2 separate regions of the Mus musculus genome follow, and region 2 is linked to region 1. Evidence: chromatin loops called from intact Hi-C (ENCODE). Cell type or tissue: left cerebral cortex. All regions are shown on one strand. Links, peaks and the distances in the headings refer to the core of each region. The heading gives the core; the rest is flanking DNA.

Evidence for each region. Peaks named below come from ENCODE experiments on the same cell type or tissue, not always from the same donor. Only the 100,000 strongest peaks of a DNase experiment are listed, where the experiment ranks them.
Region 2: a loop joins it to region 1, with 10 times the contacts of the local background. A loop is called at or near these places in 8 of 42 quality-filtered maps.

Annotation. Positions count from the first base shown.
Region 1 is chr9:53,982,959-53,992,749 of GRCm38, forward strand. No RefSeq gene overlaps it. Among named protein-coding and RNA genes, the nearest start is that of Elmod1, 13 kb to the left of the region's middle. In left cerebral cortex, for the core only: CTCF peaks have their summits at 2,135 (motif pointing left), 4,228 (motif pointing left) and 8,144 (motif pointing right); DNase peaks (open chromatin) are centred at 2,144, 4,236 and 8,147.
Region 2 is chr9:53,930,000-53,939,790 of GRCm38, forward strand. Elmod1 (ELMO/CED-12 domain containing 1) reads right to left here. Exons shown (of 11, transcript NM_177769.4): 3 at 5,731-5,876; 4 at 5,562-5,590; 5 at 4,118-4,215; 6 at 1,456-1,585. Among named protein-coding and RNA genes, the nearest start is that of Gm39340, 35 kb to the left of the region's middle. In left cerebral cortex, for the core only: a CTCF peak has its summit at 4,373; DNase peaks (open chromatin) are centred at 1,188, 3,521 and 4,371; H3K27ac peaks cover 605 bases.

The sequences.
Region 1 (9,791 bases), core at 984-8,983:
TAGTACCTTCCTTTGCCCAGGTGAAGCCAGTTATGAGTTAGTGCAATGGTGAGAGTACTTAATAGGCACATCACAGAGAGAAGTCAGCATGTCAACTGTCCCCAAATGCTTGCCATCCAGTAGCACTAATGCACATTAGGCTGTGGTAGGCATGGTAAGGCTATAAGGGACTGAGGCAGTTTATTTATGAGGGAACATAATGTAGCTGGCAGAGATAAGGGAAGAGCCTTACAGACTTAAAGTGAAGCATTTAAAGAATTGCATCTAGCATTTATAGAGTCTTACTTTATGGCCAGCCTTATTCAAAACATTATAGAGATATTATCTAGTTTATCCTCATAACAGCCCTAAAGGTAAGTATATTATTATTCCCATTTTACATATAGATGAGGAACAGAAGCAGAGAGAGATCAAGACTGCCAATCTAGTAATGACGGAAGAGGCCAGATTCCAGGTTGTCTGATGGAAAGTCTACACATGGGAGTGCACACACACATAAGTATATATAAATGCAAACGCATTCATACGTCCCTATGACCATGCATATACACAAATCCAGCACACATAAACATAGTTAAGCACATATGACTATACACACATATATATGAACACATACATGCACATATGAATGCACACATGTACCTATGCACACACACATGGCCATGCACATATGAAATCACATTTGCACCTTGTGGTGGTTTGAATAGGATTGGTTGCCATAGATTCATGTGTTTGAATGCTTAGCCCATAAAGAGAGGCCCTGTTAGGAAGTGAGGGCTTGTTGGAAGAAGTGTGCCACTGTGGAGGCGAGCTTTGAGATCTCATCTGCTCAAGCTAGGCCTAGTGTGGTAGTCTTCTTCAGCTGGCTGTGGATCAAGATGTAGAACTTTCAATTCCTTCTCTAGCACCACATCAGCCAGGATTCTTCTCTCCATGGTGATAACAGACTAAACCTCTGGAACTGCAAGCCAGCCCCAATTTTTTTTTATAAGAGTTGCCATAGTCATGGTGTCTCTTCACACGAATAAAACTCTAAGATACCTGAACATATAAACACACAGGCACATTTATGTATGAATACACACATCACATATGTACACACACATAAATGTAAACCTCTATACAAACACATGAATTCATAAGCACAGACATACACATGCATATATGAATACACAATGCACATATGAACACACATATCCATATGCACACATGAACACAATACACATATACACATGTACATGCACATAAAACACACACATGAGCATATGAAAACAAATATACATATGAAACTATGAAGATAGGAATAAATATATGATTATAAATACATATATAAGAATGTACACATGCACATATAAATGCACACATACAACTATATATGCATAAATTGCCATATAAACACATACCTATATACATATGAACACAAACATTCACATGCATATATTAACACATATATATGCAGGTATGATACATATGCACATATGAATAGATATGCAATATGGCCATGCACACAACCACATATAAATACTGATATACACATACATGTACATATAAATGCACATTTATATAAGCACACATGCATGCACACATAAACATGCACATGTGTGTACATACCCATTCACATCTGAACTTTCTTAGAAAATTAATGTGTGTGTGTGTTTTAAGAGATACAGAGACAGACAGACAAAAAGAGAATAAGACAGGCGGAGATAGACAGAGACTTTAGAGGCCAGAAGAATGTATTGGATCCAGTTGAGCTGAAGTCACAGACGGTAAAGAATCAACTAACACAGTTGGTCCTTTGACCTTTCCATGCTGTGACATACATGCTACCCAACTAAATAATCAGAAGTACCACATGTACGGTCCCCACTCCCAGCCACATACAGTAAAATTTAGAGAAACGCTGTTGGCTTTTGACACAAGTCAGAAGACTCACAGCGAGGGCCAGGCTGAGAAGAGAGGCTAGCAAGAGTGGGCCACGTTCTGTTTCTACAGAATTAAATCTGCATAGTCCCACTTCAGTTTAAGAGTTAAGAGTTTTAGCTGCACTTCCAGAGGATGTGAGCGCTTTCAGACCTGTAAGTGGCATCTGACAGTGGTCTGTAACTGCAGTTCTAGAGGATCCAGTGCCGCCTTCTGGCCTCCGAGGGAACTGCAAACATGTACACAGACCATGCATATAAAAGAAAATAATTAATCTTTAAAAAGGAGACCATCGTCTCTTGTTCTATCATCTTCTCAGCTGTACAGAGCTTTTTCCTTTTGTGACGCCCCATCTGTAAAGCATCGACCTGGAGCACTGGGCGGTTGGACCCCTCGGCGACAGAAAATCTTTCCCCAAGCTTACACACTGTGGGTATTGCCTGTTTCCTTCAATCTCAGTGTCTCAATTTTCACATTTATGTTTTGTCGTTTTTTTAAAATTAATCATTCCATTCATTTGCATCTCAAATGATATCCCACTTCCCGGTTACCCCTCCATCAACCCCTCATCCCACACCTGCCCTCTCCCCTCCCCTTTGCCTGTATGAGGCTGCTCTCCCACCCACCCACACTCCTCTGCCCCACCGCTCCAGCAACCCCTCTACGCTGGGGCACCAAACTTCCCCTGGAACCAAGGGCCTCACCTCCCACTGCTGTCAGGCAAGGCCTTCCTCTGCTACATATCTATCTGGAGCCACGGATCCCTCCAGGTACGCTCTTTGGTTGGTGGTCCAGACTCTGGGCGGACTGGGTGGTCAGCCAGCCTATGTTGTTCTTCCAGTGGGGTTGCAATCCCCCTTCGCTCCTCCAGTCCTTCTGCCAGCTCCCCCACCAGGTTCCCTGAGCTCAGTCTGATGGTTGGCTCCAAGCGTCCGCCTCTGCATTGGTCAGTTGCTGGCCCGACCTCCCAAGGAACACCACACTAGGTTCCTGTCAGCAAGCACCTCTTGACTGCAGCAACAGTGTTGGGTTTGGTGTCTGCAGACATGATGGATCCCCAGGTGGTGCAGTCCCTGGTTGGCCTTTCCTTCAGTCTCTGTTCCATTTTTTGTCCCTGTTCTTCTTTTGGACAGGAACATTTCTGGGTTAAACTTTGAGATGGGTGGGTGGCCCCATCCCTTGACCAAGGGCCATGACCATCTACTGGAGGTAGTCTCAACAGGTTCTATATCCCCCTTCATATATCCCCTGTGCATTTTAGCTAAAGTTATCCCTGTTGGGTCCTGGTAACCTCATGTTTCCTTGGTGTCTGGGACCCTCCAATAGGTATCCCCAGTTTCTCATTCCCCCTGTTACATATTTTTGTTCAATTTCCTGACCCTCTGTACCTCTCTTGCATCTCCTCCAGGTCCCCCTCTCCATTTAGAATTAGTTTTTTGCCTGGTGATTGATAGGAATCCAATTTCATTCCTCTACATGTGAGCATCCAGTTTCCCCAACATCTTTGTAGAAAATGTCTTGTTTTCAGTGTGTGTTGTAGATGGAATACTTACACATATTCCTGTTGGGGTCTTGGATATGACTCCGCTGGTCTCTGTATCTATTTTTGAGCCAGTAACACATTGTTTTAATGACTATAGTGCTGTACTATAACTTGAAGTTTGGAATGGTATTGAGATTGTTTTGACTGACTGAAGTCTTTTGTGATTCCATGAAAGTTTTAGATTAATTTTCCTTTCTTCTTTTCTATTTTGTAAAGAATGTGGTGGGGCTTTTGATTTGCACTGCACTGAAACGGATTATACCTTCAGATAGACACATCATGCTCAAGTTATTAACTCTACTGATCCAAGAGCAGGGTCTGCCTTTCCGTTTCCTATCCCCACCACCACCACCTCTTTTCCCTCTCTTTCTGTTTCTCCCCCTCCCCCTTTCCTTCTCTCCTGAAATTTAAAGTTTTCCTTGTAGAGGTCTTTCACCTCCTGCGCTAGGGCTTATTCATAAATATTTAAATTTCTTTCAGGTTATTGCGAAAGTGAGTGTATTCGCCATCTCTTCCTTATGTTTTGTTTTTTGTTGGTGCATAGTCAGGCTATGGACTCATGCAAGTTGATTCTATACACGGGCACCTTGCTGACATGGTGTTTTATTTCTAGTCTGACATGGTGTTTCATTTCTAGACGTTCTCTGGCAGAACATTGAGGGTCTCTTACAGATAGTATCATGTCGTCCACAAACAGGGGAGTTTGACTTCTTCCTTTCCTATTTGTGTCCCTTCACCTTCCTTCTCCTGTCCTAGTGCTCCCTCTAGTGCTCTGAGCACAGTCTTGAAAAGGATGGGATTAGCAGACAGCCCTGTTGTATTCCTGATTCCAGTGAGATTGCTTCAAGCTTTTCTCCATTTAGGCTGATGTTGGGCTTAGGTTTCTCATCTACAGCTTTTAATATGTAGGAAAATGACCCTAAGGTCCCTCTAGCCCTTCTATCACTGGGACATATAGGATTTCAGGGAAGCTTCCCCCCCTATATTTATGGAGATGATCAGATTGTTTTTTGTCTTTCAGATCATTTATGTGGTTCGCTGCATTTAGTGACCTGTGTGTGGTGAGCCAACTTTGCATCTCTGGGATAAAGCCAACTCAGTCATGGTGGATAATCTTTTTGATAGAAGTCTGTATTTGGTTTTCAAGTGAGCATTTTTTAATTCTATGATCATTAGGACACTCTGTCTCTTTGTCTCCCTGTCTCTGTCTCTCCATCCTTCCCTCTCCCCTTTCCTCCCTCCTCCCCTACTTTCTTCTCTCCTTCCTTTCCTCCCCTCCCTCCCTTCCCCTCCCTCCCTTCCTTCTTTCCTTTCTTCCTTCTTTCCTTTCTTCCTTCTTTCCTTTCTTCCTTCCCTCTATCTTTACCTGGTTTTAAATTGCCCAAAACTGGTTAATAAAAGATTTATAGAAGGAGTTTGAAAGCACTCCTTCCATTTCTGTATTTTTATTTCTTTCTTGACCTGTTCATTATGCATTATGTAATGAATGAGTTGTTTAATCTCCAGTTGTAGGGGACCTGATGTCCACTTAAGTCCTGTGAGGTCACCAGGCACTCATGTGATGCTCAGACATAAGTGCAGGCAAAACAACTATCTCCGAAAATTTAAAGATTAAAAAAAGGAGTGAATGACTATACCTCATGATTATTCTCAATTCAATGTTAGTATGATTATCATTATTTTAAAAAATTTTGTTGATTCTTTGTGAATTTCACATCATGCATCCCAATCCCACCCATCTCCCCGCCCCTCCGTAGCCAATCTCTGCCCTTGCAATCTCACCTACAAAGGAAACAAAAGAATTTAAAAAACTAAAAGAAATCATCTTGTTGAGGAAGCTGTGGTGTGTCACACAGTACACCCTTTTGCCCAAACAGCTTTACTTGCAAATATCTATCTATCTTAGTCAGGGTTTCTATTCCTGCACAAACATTATGACCAAGAAGCAAGCTGGGGAGGAAAGGGTTTATTCGACTTACACTTCCATACTGCTGTTCATCACCAAGGAAGTCAGGACTGGGACTCAAGTAGGTCAGGAAGCAGGAGCTGATGCAGAGGTCATGGAGGGATGTTCCTTACTGGCTTGCTTCCCCTGGCTTGCTCAGCCTGCTCTCTTATAAAACCCAAGACTCCCAGCCCAGAGATGGTCCCACCCACAAGGGGCCTTTCCCCCTTGATCACTAATTGAGAGCATGCCTTATAGTTGGATCTCATGGAGGCATTTCCCCAACTGAAGCTCCTTTCTCTGTGATAACTCCAGCTGTGTCAAGTTGACACAAAACTAGCCAGTACACCATCTTAATGAGCCTGGTTCTAGGCCTCTGGCTTCTGCTACACTATCAATACTGGGTCCTCACTGGGACTCCTCTCAGACGTCCTGTTGTTGCCCTGTGTCATGGAGATCCTGCAGCTTTGGATCTGTAGAACCAGCCCCTTCACATGCTCCAGCAGATCATGTTAGTGTGGACCAACTCAAAGATATAGATTTGTGTTTGGGTGGTAGCTGAGTTAGTTGGTCAGCCTGCCAGCTCTCCTGAGCTCATGTCACTAGGGCCAGATCTCCAGTACTGTCCCTGCAATGGTGGGGCCAGCTGTCCTGCTCTCAGACCTTTGGCCTGCTCTTCTGTGCCCACATTACCAGAGCTAGTTCTCTCATGCTGCTCCAGCAAGGGTGGGGATGCTCTCCTCAGTGCTTCAGCCACAGAGGGACAGGGTCAACTCAGTGCAGCCCTTGGACAACAAAATGGTCCGAGGCAGCAGTCCACACCAGGGACTTCCACATGGCCTTTGGTGGTAACATGGACCATGGACATCAACACAGACCCCTGCTTATGCAGGGCCACTGACCCAGACACGGTCCTCAGTAGCAGCGTGGACTGGGCCTCACATGCCCTCAGGTGGCAGCCCAGGCTGCTCACATCAGGCTATTCCTCACCATCCTCACTTTTCCAGTTCTGCCTCTCTTCACTGTGCACACACCACTCTGCTTCTCTTTCTCTCCCATCTCTCCACCATTTACTCGCTCATCATAATGGTTGACAGACCTCTGGGTGTCCCGCACCCTACCCATGCCACAGTGGTGGACAGGGGCATCAATTGTCATTGTTTCTAACAAGTAATTATTATAATCTGCTGCTAGGTTACTCGCTGGCTCCTGCTGTGTTGAGGTGAGGATGCATCTCAGTGGCGAGAACCTGCCTTTCCTTCTCTGACAGGGGTCAGAATCTGTGCTCTCTCCGTAGTGTATGCAGTGGTAGACGCACTTGCTCTCATTTTAGTGTATAGTGTGGTGGGTGCACTTGCTGTCATTCCTCTCTGACCCTTGCCTCTTCCAACTGCCCAGACTACAGGCATAACACAAAGACAAACGTTATAAATGGAGAGCCACTAGGAGCCCACTTTTTGGGGACAAGTGAGCCAACTGGAAGGGAGGATGTGTGACATCACACCAAAGTATATTTCTCCACCAAGCCACCAAAGTGCCTTATGTCCTCGGGAACAGGGTGTCCCCTTTTCATTTGTGGTGGCCATGAAAGAGTGATAACAACAGCTATGTCTTTTCCTTTTTATTTACTTACTTATTTATGTATTTGCTGTTTGTGCGTGTGTGCCTATGTTTGTCTGTCTGTGCTCTTCTTGACCAGTAAACTCTAGAAAGGTTTTCCTAAGATATCTCTCTCTCTCTCTCTCTCTCTCTCTCTCTCTCTCTCTCTCTCTCTCTCTCACATAACCCAGGTCCTGAAATTACTTACATTGTGCTATAGCTCTCTGTAACTGTGGCATAACAACTACATGGGTGCTGGTATACAGCATATATATATACTCAACAAATGAGTATGCTGGTATGCAGGTAAATGAGTAGGTGACACGTAGTTCTATTATCTCACACCTGAATGGGAAAACATTGGACACGGTGGCACCCGCCCATTGTACCTGAAACTGAGCGGTAGGTGCTGAAGGATCATCATCCATTTATAGCACCTTGACCTTGTAGCAGAGACATGATGTGCAGGGCCATGGCTGAGCAGGACTACTTAGACAAGCATAGCTCTCACCTTCCAGCCAACCTTTGTGTGTTGGAGTGTGGAGGGGAAGAGGGCCTCCATGCTGCCTTCCAGACTCATAGCTTTTTGGGGGAGAATCCTATGCTTAAGTTCATTTTGACTTATTCGCTTTTTTACTTCAGTTTTAAATCTGATGTAACTGGATTTTATCTGGAATTCAGCAAGCCCTACTGATTGTCCTGCCTCTGTTACCTTCAGGACACATTATGTCACCACCTGGCCCAGGTCTTCTTCCTGAGCATTGAGCAAGCCTTGAAAGAAAGTGGCCTCTCTTAAGTCTTTTAAGTTTATTATTATTACAACACATTGCCAATCACCAAGCATTATTATATATTTAACATTTACATTATTTCTGGGAGCTATTGAGGGGAGAGGAAAGAGGCCTAATAAGATCTCTTGGCCCTCTTCCCGGTGCGGTCATAAATCTCTCTGTTCTGCTTTTTACCATCCTCTTGGCCTCTTAGCTCCTCCCTTCCAAGATCTGCATGCAGTGATTCTTCCAGGTTTTCACTTACTCACTTATTTCTGTGTAATGCATTCGTTTCTACAAGAGAGGGTCCCTATCTACATTGAACCAGCCATCTGAAGCATCATTTGTAGTTATTACATACAACGGCCACTAGATGGCACAAGCTCCCTTTAGTATGGGATGGAGTGTGCTGGGCACTCGTCCTTTTTCTCTCCTCCCCTTGTCCCCTCCTGTTGATTCTTTGGATTCTCAGTTTTTCTTTACCCTTTATTCTTTCTGTGAATTTTAGACATGCCTGCTCCACAGAGAGTCTCCATCCCCAAAGACAATAGTGAGAAACTCTGAGCAACACAGTGTGTGCCTGATATTTCCCAATGTCACTGACCTTGAAGGAAAATGATTTTACTCTATTCTGACTGGTGGGTTTCTGTGGAGCACGAGAACCGTGCCTCAAGAGGAACTGGTGGAACTGGCGAGGTAGAGCATATTCAAACCCCCCAGAAATCTCAGAACTTGAGGCCAGCAGGAGTGGAACTGGCTTCCTCCAGGTTTCTCCGCCTGCCTTGGAGGTGTAACCAGGCAGCCCTCAACCACGTGGTCACAGGTAGTCGGGTACTTACCAAGCACCTGGAATGCCTCTCCATGCTAATGAGGCATTTTAGTAGCCTTAGCCTTCAGCCAGTGACCTTTTTCCTCCCTAGATAGTCTCACACCCTTCCCCTAAACTATACAAACCCACCCCAAATAAAGGAATGTAAACAAGCTAAGATCATCCCAGAAAGCGGCTTCATTAAAGATTGTCAGAGAAGGCCTTTGCCTGAAAGGACCACAACACAGAGAAGGACTCCCCCTCTGCTGCCCCCTCCCACCCCCACCTCATTCCCCACCCTTCATTCCCTCATCCCCCATCTTACCCCACCCTCCTATCCCTCTCCACCCCCGACATCCACGCCCCCAACCTCCCCTGCTCTGGACCTCGATCCCAACTGGACCAGTATCCCACCTGTCCAAGACTCTGCTTCACCCCATCCTGCCCTGATTGGCAGTGGTATCTGAGATCTTGGAGGGAAGAGATGGACTGTGGACCCCACCTGTTCCAGACTTCACCCAGTCCTCTCCGAGCAGGTGTATCAGTGACATCCGGATACCCTGACATTCTGGAAGAAGCATCCCAGTACATCATCCTGTAGTCTTTCCCCTCATACCAACAGCATTTATTTATTTGTTGAATATTTATGTATTTACTCATTTATTTATTTAGAGGTGCACATATCTGTGCATGTGAAAATAGAGAGAGATGGAGACAGAGACAGACATACAGAGGCAGAGACAGAGAGACTTTGAAGGCCAGAAGAAGGTTTTGGATCCACTGGAAATGGAATTACAGAAATTTAAAGGAGAGAACCAACGGACAGTTTGCCGTCTGACCTCCAAACACTCACTATGACATCCTTGCTGCTCATCTCCCCACTAAATAAGCAAGTAAATCAATGGGTCCTGCACACATGGCTTCCACCCCCAGCCACACAAAATAAAACATTAAAAACTGGCTGGCTTTTGTCACAAGTCAGAAGACTCACAGTGAGGGTCAGGTTGAGAAAAGAGGCTAGTAAGAGTGGGCCAGGTTCCATTTCTACAGAATTAAATCTTCACTGTTCCACTTCACAGTCCAATCTGCCCTGTGCCAAAGACTGTAGTACTGGCAAAAGTGTCCAGACAGACTAAAGGCATCTCCAAGCAGTGACAGAAATGTAGGGAGATTTTTGTTGTTGTTCTGTGTTTGCTATGTAGA
Region 2 (9,791 bases), core at 731-8,730, 53 kb before region 1:
GTCTCTCTGTGCCTCCTCCACCCCTCGCTGGACATCCACTATAAGCTAGCTCACATATGAGACAAGCCATACAGCAGGCACACAAATGTCATTAGCTAATGTTGAGTTTATCTCAGCCATTGCAAAGCATTTTGGACATGTGTAGCCAGGCTGTTAACTGATTCATTTCCCCTTCATTCACCTTGATCCTGGCTATTACATCACTTTGCTGAGCTTGACAACCTCCATCAGAAAATGGTCAGGAGGACGGGCAGTAGGAGAAGGCAGAAGGCAGCTAGTAGGCTAGCTAAAAGTAACAGGGGAGAGGGTGAAGAAGGAATGCTGGGGCCAAGAATGAAGTTTCTTCAGTTCTTAATGATCACTTCTGACCCAGCGTTGATTAATAGAGACATATAGATCACAGTTTAAGTACTTGCACACACAGAAACACACACTCTTCCACACAAAACACAAGATGTGTTTAGAAAATTAGGTTTGTTGATATTTTTTTAAACAAGATAAAAATGCTTCTTTCTTTTTTTTAAAGATTTGTTTTTAATTACATGTACGTGTGCATCTGTGTATGACTACACATACTTAAGTGTAGGTGTCTGAAGAGGTCAGCAGAGGGCATCAGTTCTCCTGGAGCTGCCTGCTGTGGGTGCAGGGAACCCAACATTAAGCCCCAGGCTCTCCTGAGCCATCTCTCCAGCCCCTCCCTACATTTTGTCACTGGCTATTTGAATTTTAGGAAGAGACAGAGAAACACTTGATGCCAGAAGAGCATCATCTATTTTTAGAAATGAATGTCTAAAACATTTAAATTTAATTAGTAGTTCCAAATGTTGGTCTGAATGTTCTTGTTTGGGCTTTAATTACCTCGTATTTTGGTGTTTTGTGGAAAGTTTTATTGCTGTCTGATGAAGCTGCAGTATCAACTCTCATAAGATTAGAAACAGGAGTACTTACAACTCCACATTCCTTGGCTGGCAGGTTTAATGTACGAAGTACAATCCTTTACCTTCTCTTTGAGTGTTTGCCAAGTCACATGAATAAATAATCAGCCCGAGGATCCTGGGTAATTTCCCCAGAGGGCTATTGCTGAAGAAGAAATCAACCTCGTTGTCTTTGATGTGTGTTAAAGTCGTAAGTAAAAACCCCATGACAGTCTGACAAACGCCGCCTCGATTCTCCTACAGCTTTCAACACATTTGAAGCAATCCACACTTGAGTGTGAGATGCCCCTCCCCCATACAAATCAGCTCCAATGTTTTCTCAGGTTATAAAAAAATCAACTGACAGGCTTTAAGGTTGATTTTGCATAGGAATTTTCTGATGAAAACTATACATCCAAGGAGGAAGAGAACTCAGACCTGCCCATCTGTTACAGCAGCCACATCTTATTTATCAGTGCACAGATGAGTGGCTGGCCTGAGTTGCTTGGCAGCAGTTAGCTGACAGTGGCAAAGGGCTCACCTTCAGAAGCATCTCTTCATGCTGGGGGTTGTCGGAATCATAGGGTTCTCTGCGCAGTTTTTCCACATCTGCAATGAGGTTTCTGTAACCCACGATTTGCAGGAGGCAAGCCTGGAGAGAGATCCCCAACCTAAAATACAGAAGAATCAACTGTGAGGGGGAAATATGACCCCCTGTACTGTTGGCATCTGCTCACTGGATGCTTGTGTGATAGAACTTCTAATGTAAATATTCTTATGTATATATTCAGGAATATATACTCATGTATATATTCACCATCCCTTTTGAAAAAAATTCTTTTTTGCTTGTTTGTTTAGTTTCTCCAGACAGGATCTCATGTTGCATTCTAGGCTGGCCTAGAACTCACTCCATAGCCTAGGTTGGCCTCACTTTCATGACAATCCTCCTGTCTCAGCTTCCCATCATGCTGCCTAGAAGCACAATTCTTGCTGAACTGTGAAAAATCTTTTTCCTTCATTTTAGCTTTTTTTTTTTTTTTTTTTTTTTTTTTTTTTTTTTTTTTTTTTTTTTGAGACAGGGTTTCTCTGTGTAGCCCTGGCTGTCCTGGAACTCACTTTGTAGACCAGGCTGGCCTCGAACTCAGAAATCCACCTGCCAAAGTGCAAGTGCAACTGTTTTGGAAAACAAAAACAAAAACAAACAAACCGAAAGCCCCCAAACCAAACCAAACCAAACCAAAGACCAAGCAAAGCCTTCAAGAGGGTGGGTTGACGTAAGATTTGAAAGCAGCACTGATGATAGATTCCTAGGGACTGTCTCTCTGGGTATATTAGATTTACTTCAATGGTCTGTGTATGAGAGGGAGGGAAAGGAAGAGAAGGAAGGAGGGAGGGGCCCTCAGGAGATTCAGGACAAGAAAATTTCTGTACAAAATAAAAGGAACAAAGGCAGCGGTGCTGACTGTAAGAGAGGTGGCAAAGGCCACATCGCCTGTGTGTGTGGTGTCTCAAGACAAGCGGGGACAGACTTATCGCCACCATTCCTGCCAGGACTACTTATTTTATAATATCTGTTCTTCAAGTCTCATTTCCAGGGCTAGAATGAAAAGCCCCATTCCTTTCATTTCTCCTCACGAGGCTTCTCATGCCGTACCATGGTACACGTTCTGCTGTGAGTGGACAGCAGATTGAATTTATATATTTATGCACATACATACATGATAATAGTAATTAAAGAAAAAGAAGCCATAAATTTGAGGGAGTGGAGGAGACAGAGCATGGGAGGGATGAGGGGAAGGGGGAATGGTGTAATCACTTTTTAATTAAAACAGTTTTAAAATTTTAGTAATGATTTAGTGTGTGTGTGTGTGTGTGTGTGTGTGTGTGTGTAAGTGACTATGTGCACATGTGCATTCAGATGCCTGCAGAAGCCAGAAGAGGCTGTCAGATACCTGGGAACTGGAGTTACAGGTGGCTGTGAGACCCCATGTGGATCTTGGGAACCAAACTCAGGTTCTCTGCAAGAGCATTAAGTGTTCCTAACTGCGGGGTCATCTCTCCAGCCCACTAGAAGATTTTAAAACTCGTTACGATGTAGTGAAATCAACCTTAACATCTGCGTGAGGGAAAGGTTCAGCTTACTAGCCCACAAGAGTACAGATAGATGTTGTAGAGACTAGGAGGAAATGGAGTTTTTCTGACTGAACTCCCAGACAGATCAAGACATAGAGCAGTGCCTAGCATACTGTAAAATCCCTTCAACTCTGTCTCCATTTTGGTTAATTAACAGTTTTTCTCAGCAGTGACATCTGAAGTCCTCATGCAAACAGATCTAAAAGACAGTTTGATTGTTACCTACCTTAAAGTATCTCTAAATATACCTGCCTTTAGAATTTATTTTATCTAATGCCTTTAAGGTCGAAACTTTACTGAAAAATTGCTGCACCCAGTGGAAAATATAAAACTAAATTTAAATGTCACGAACATTGCCAAATGCATTTTAATACTTCCAAGATGAGAGGAATAAATTATAAAGTTCTAAAATATTCATATAAAAGCCATCTCTTCCTCCCACACATGCCTGTCTTCTTGACAAGCAGGTAGGAACTGTCTCTAAGATTATCATCCCAACACGATGGAATATTCATGAGAGAACTGAGGAATATTCTAGATGGAGCAGAACCAGTTTAAGCACATTATGATTTGAACACGTTAAATTAATGTAAAGCACAGACATTAAGTAGTCTCCTGCTGATCAATAGGCTTCCTTGATCTCATGTTTGACACCAGCTTACACACTCTCTTTTCCCCTCCATGGCAACAGGACTGTAAGCTCACAAACCAGAAACCTAACGCCACTGCCATTTACGAACATGAAGAGCCCCCATTTTTATTTATTACTCATCTGAAATTCAAAACACTACAGATGGTTATTTTAAAGAGAAAGGGGAGAGGGAGTGGGAGTGGGAGAGAGAGTGGGAGTGGGAGTGGGAGTGGGAGTGGGAGAGGGAGAGGGAGAGGGAGAGGGAGAGGGAGAGGGAGGGGGATTAGGAAGAGGAAGAGGACAGGGATGGGGAAGGGGAGAGGGAGAGAGAAGGGGAAGAGGACAGGGATGGGGAAGGGGAGAGAGAGGGGAAAGGGGAAGGGGAATGAGAGAAAGGTACCCATGTCCTGTATTTCTCACATACAAGTCTAATTCTTACTGTGGATTGATGTCAGGGTTAATTTTTTTCAATTCCATGATGTCATCAATAGTCTTTTCAATAGCATCAGGATGAACACTCACGGATGTCTGCAACAGCTGAAAAACATCTTTCAGTCAGTTTCCTTCATTCGCACCAGTGGCTTCAAATACTACCTCTTGGGATGGAGGCGTCAAGTGCCACACTTCTGTATGAAAGCAGGCGCTGAGAGCAGGTTGAGGTGGTGTGCTTGAATTCCCGTGCATCCCGGGCTTCCACAGCTAGGGGGCGCCATTTTCCTGGTTACGGTACTTGGCATACAGCAGGCACATGGAAGGCTTGTAATTTGCTTCACTCCTCACCATTGTCGATTGTTTTAAGCGATTTATATCACACTGATCTGCTTCCCTTTTCATCTGATAGACGGAGGGCTCGGGAGACATAGTCTAAAGCAGTGGTTCTCAACCTTCCTAGTGCTGCGACCCTTTAACACAGTTCCTCATGCTGTGGTGACCCCAACAATAAAATTATTTTTATTGCTACTTCATAACTGTAATTTTGCTACTGTTATGACTCGTAATGTAAATATCTGTGTTTGCTGATGGTCTTAGGTCACCCCCGTGAAAGGGTCATTTGACCCTCAAAGGGGTGGCAATCTTCAAGATGAGAACCACTGGTCTAAAGGTTGCCAAAGTTCAAGAAGATGAGATTAAAAAATCACCAAAATTCTTGCAAAACAAAGTGTTTTTTCCTTGGGTAGAGAGTCAACTGTGTAATCGTTTTGAAAAATATTTATTTTATTTGATATGTATGTGTGTTTTGCCTGAGTTTGTCTGTGCACCATGAGTTTGAAGTGCACTTGAAAGTCAGAAGACAGTTACTCATGGCTGTTAGCCCTATGTGTCCTGGGAACCCACCTTGAGTCCTCCGAAGAGCTCCTAACCACTGAGCCCTCTCTCTAGCCCTGTGCATCGTTTTTATTATTAATATAGGGCTTCTCTGACTTCATTGGAAAAATCTCAAGTATAAAGTTAAGTGATTTGATTACTGTGCTATCAAACAGATAGCTGATGCTGTTATCACAGTCTTATCTTTTGATTTAAGAGGGAGTATAAAACGAGTGCATTCAGTACTAAATTAAACTTTACACGTCTCCCTAGAAACTGTCATATATGTAAAAATGATTGTTAGCAATGAGTTTACATTAGCTTTTAGTCAGAGATAACTTTTTTTACTCTTGAGATTTTTATTTTAGTTTTTATTGTTTTAAAAGTTTTTTCTTTATTACATTGTGTGGGGTGCACACTCTATACAATATAGACATCAGAGGACAAACCTGAAGGAGTCCATTCGTCCATGTGGGACCTGGGCATCAAACTACCTTCACTATCCCACAATTTTCATATTTTATGATAGATGTAAGCCACTCAGTGAAAAATTAAAGTAAGAAAATAATTTTATTTACCTTGCTTTTTGAATCTCTCAGTGACGTTTCTGTTAAGGCAATAACATACACACAAAATGTCATTAGAAATGACGCTTTATGAGTGTTTGAATATTACTTACGGAAATGGGCATTGCAACTTCAATCCCGCCAACCCTGAATCCCACCCTCCCTTCTGCTCGACGCTCACCAATTTTCATGGTTCTGGAAGCTCCAGGTTTGGTGCCGTAGCAAATCCTTTGCAGTTCACACCTTCCGGTGAGTTTCCGCATCACAAACTTCATGCAGCGCCACAAAAATTTACAATAAAAATACAGGCACACCTGGATCAACATCCTGTGGGGAACAAAAGACAGCACCCTTCCGATAGAAAGCTGGGAGAGAACAGAAGCAGCCACCACCAGCAAGAAAAGAAGCCGGGGAAGAAAATCAGCCATTAGATTTCAGCGTCCATGGGTGTTCATTACTCCACTCCGGAGAGTGACAGTTACTATGGCTACACCACGCCAACAAGCTGAGGGTAAAACCCTGAGATTCTTCTACCATCTCTGTCTAAAGTATTCTGGAATTCAGTCGGCGTTAATATTGCCTCTGTCTGAGACATTGGGGCGGGTGTGCCTCCTATTACCTAGAAGACTGGCTGCTCAGCTCCCCCAACAGCGCCCCCCACCCCCAACAGCCCTCCACCCCTACCGTCTCCAGCCATTCCTTAAGACCCTCTACTCAGGGTCCACTGCCGGCATTTTCTCCTTTCCTCTCTCTCTCCCAACCTTTCCTGTCTCCCTATGTGGTCCCTTGCCCATTGCAGTTCTCCTTTGGCTGCGTGGCTACTGACCAATCCCAGCACTCGTTGCTTCTGCCCTAAAGCTTCCCTGTCTTCATCGACTTGCCGAGGAAGCACTTTTGACCTTTTAGTCTTCCTCCACTCGACAGTGTTCTCTGATTTAAACTTTCCAGAGACACGCCAACAAACCAGGGATCGTGTTGTCTCCAGCATACCTGTATTTGCATGTAACTGAACTTGTGACTTAGTTTTTTATGTAGATTTTCTTTTTAAAAATGGAAGTGCCCGCTCCTTTGTGCTATTGTGCCAAATCTTACAAACCTGTCACCCAGAGTGCTATGTTCAGCCCATCCCTTCACACTGTGTTCTAGGAAACAGTTATTTCTATTACATCCTGCTGGTGTCATTTCTAAAAGATTTGAACGCTCTGATTCCCTTTAGTCCCAAAATAAGGTGTTTAGGGTTATTCAGCTCAATTACAATGGTTAACATTCTTAATAATGTGACCCATTTAGTTGATTGATTAGTGAAGCAGTTATTTGGTTATATTCATGCATTTGAATTGTTCCAGTCCAAGTATTATCAACAACCTTGTATTAAAAGTTAGGAGTCTAATGTGTCCAAAGGCACAGGCTTTAGATCTTGTAAACACATACACACACACACACACACACACACACACACACACACACACACACTGGTGACAAGAAAGAGCCAGTATCAAAGCTGCCCCACCAAAAGAAACAATGGAATACTTTTGCAGGCAAGAAAATCACACCCTAGGATAGCTAGGAACATGGAAATGTTCACAATATTTACTAAACAGAAAAACTGCACTCAAATACACACAATGACCTAAGTTTTATTTAAGAAATAAAACAATTTTAATAGTGATTTATTGCTAATTATTGGAATCAGCAGCAGTAATTTTTTCTCGATTCACTAAGTACATTTTTTCTCTACATTTTTTTAAAAAAGCTCAAAAATGATAAAGCCCTAAAGTGTATAAAATGATTACCATAACTCATAAAAGGATGTGCCTTTTCTGTGCACACCCAATTACGATGAAATCATTACTATGACATCTGACATTTAAGTGTTCAAGTCAAATACAGTCTAAGCTCTGTTAGGATTCAGATGAACAGGTTTCAAAAAAAAAGTTACCCTAAAAATAAATTTAGTAGAACATTTTGATTAGGCAAGTGAAAAGATTATAAAACCTCAATGTGTTCATTTGGAAAAAGAATGTTATTTTCTAACTATTGGATGACTATTGCAGAAAAAAAAAAGAGTTATCTTTTTGTTGACTGGTCTCCAGCCAGCAATGATAGAAATTCTGGGAAGTATTACTTTTTATTTTATTTTATTTTTATGGTTTTAGAGCTTTATTGTAGAAAGGTAGGGAGGAAAGAGAGAAGGGAGAAAGAGAGAGACTGGCCATGGCCACATGGAAAGAGGGGGGAAGGGAGAGAGAGAAGGAGGGCTAGAGAGTGAGAAAGGTGAGAGCTTAAAGAGCGTATTACTTCTATTATAAGTGCAAAGGCGGAAAGCCTTTACCTGTTCCGTTCCAGCTTTAAGTCGCCAGTGACTAGTGTCCAAACAAAGCCCCCTTTCAAGTCTGTGCATCAGGACTCTAGACCACATATTTCTGGGTCCTTATAGTACTAAATCCTGACAGAGTTAAAGGCTTTGAGAATTGCTTATGGAGGGCTATTGTTTAGGAAGTGAATGTCCTCAAAGGCCCATGTGTTAAAGTCTTGATCACCTGGGAAGTGGTGAGACCTAGAAGCAGGACTTTAGGCCAGTGAAGGGGACCATGGGATCCTGTCCCTTTCCTCTGCCTTTGCTGTGTGGTCACAGGTGAGCAGCTTTGCTCCCTGAGTACTTCTGACCTGAAGTGCACCTCACCACAAATTCAGAGTGACACACAGCAATTACTGCAAAATTGGTCTTGGTTACAGTAAGAGAAGCTTTTTAACCCACAGAGCTCCTTCATCGTCACTCCACTCAGAGTAAAGGCACCAGCTATTTTATAGCTTAAATTAGGCTCTGGAATGTCACCCCTGTGACTGCTGTATCAGGCCTACACACGTGTGTGTCTTGAGACTTAGAAGTGTTATCCAGATGTCAGGAAGTGACTTGGAGCCTGGGTATCATTTCTCCCCCAAATCTCCTTGTATTTCAGAAGAAAAAACCTACATGGCTTTTGCAAGCAGATAATTTTGTATAAAAAGAGAAAAAGAGACATCGTATTCTGTTTGCTTCTCTCTCTCTCTCTCTCTCTTTTTCATACCCCCAAAGATGTTTACATTGTCAAGAGTAGTGAAATGCAGTAGAATTGCATTGTGGGGCTTAGGATGAAAGCATCACTCTGATGATGTGCCAGAAGACTATGGCTGCCCTGTCCCATAGACGAATAAATCACCCAGCAAACCATGAGTGACAAACTCCGGATGGCTTGGCACTCATGTGCTACTTACTCTGTGGTGAGCTTCAAGCCTGCACTCTTTGAAACACTATTTGTTATCCAAGATAAATTTAAATTTCCTCCTCCTCCTTCTCTCTCTATTTCTCTCTCTATCTCTGAAAGAAGGGAAGTTTGTTTTAAAGATATGTATTTTATGTGTATAAGTGTGCCAGCATGTATGTATGTGTACCACATGTGTACCTGGCACCTGAAAGTTCAGAAGAGGGAGTTGGATCTTCTGGAACTGGAGTAAGAGATGTTAGTGAGCTGTGGTGTGGGTGCTGGGAGCCAGACTCAAGTCCTCTGCAAGAGTTACAAGTGTTTATAACTGCTGCAACAACTCTCTAGTGCGTCCCTTGTTTTTCTAATTAGCCAATGTACACAGACACTTCATTTAAAGTACAGCTTGTCATTCTAAATACTATCTTGAAAACTGTCAAGATCTTCAGATCAATCAATATTGTGACAGACATAATCTATTTTGTGTTTACAGCATAGGCTAGTCTAGTTAAGGCATGCTCGGAAGTAGAAAATCTGAGTTCTCCCTACATTGGTACAGTAGGTATAGCCAACTTTCTACCCCATGGAAGGACCAGAGCAGCAAAATCCCCATAGGCCTGGGTTTAATTACCAAAACTATGAAGTTTATGGGGGAAATTCTTGATCGAAAGAAGAACATTTTAAATGATGAAACATTTTGTGAGGTTGTTAACTATGTTGACATAGTACTCAGAGAAGGAAGAAATTAAGAAACAGACAAATATGTTTTTCTTTTTTGTTTGAGGGACAGAGAGAAAGAGAGAGAGAGAGAGAGAGAGAGAGAGAGAGAGAGAGAGAGAGAGAGAGAGAGAGAGAGAGAGAGAGAGAGAGAAGTGAGGGCATGGTCTGTCTAGTTCTTCTCCAGGTTGAGGAAGTCTTAGGGCTCATTCTTGTCCTTTTCCCATTGTGCTCTATGCCCTTGGGTCTGAGAGGGGGCATTGCACATACAGCCCTGGGACAG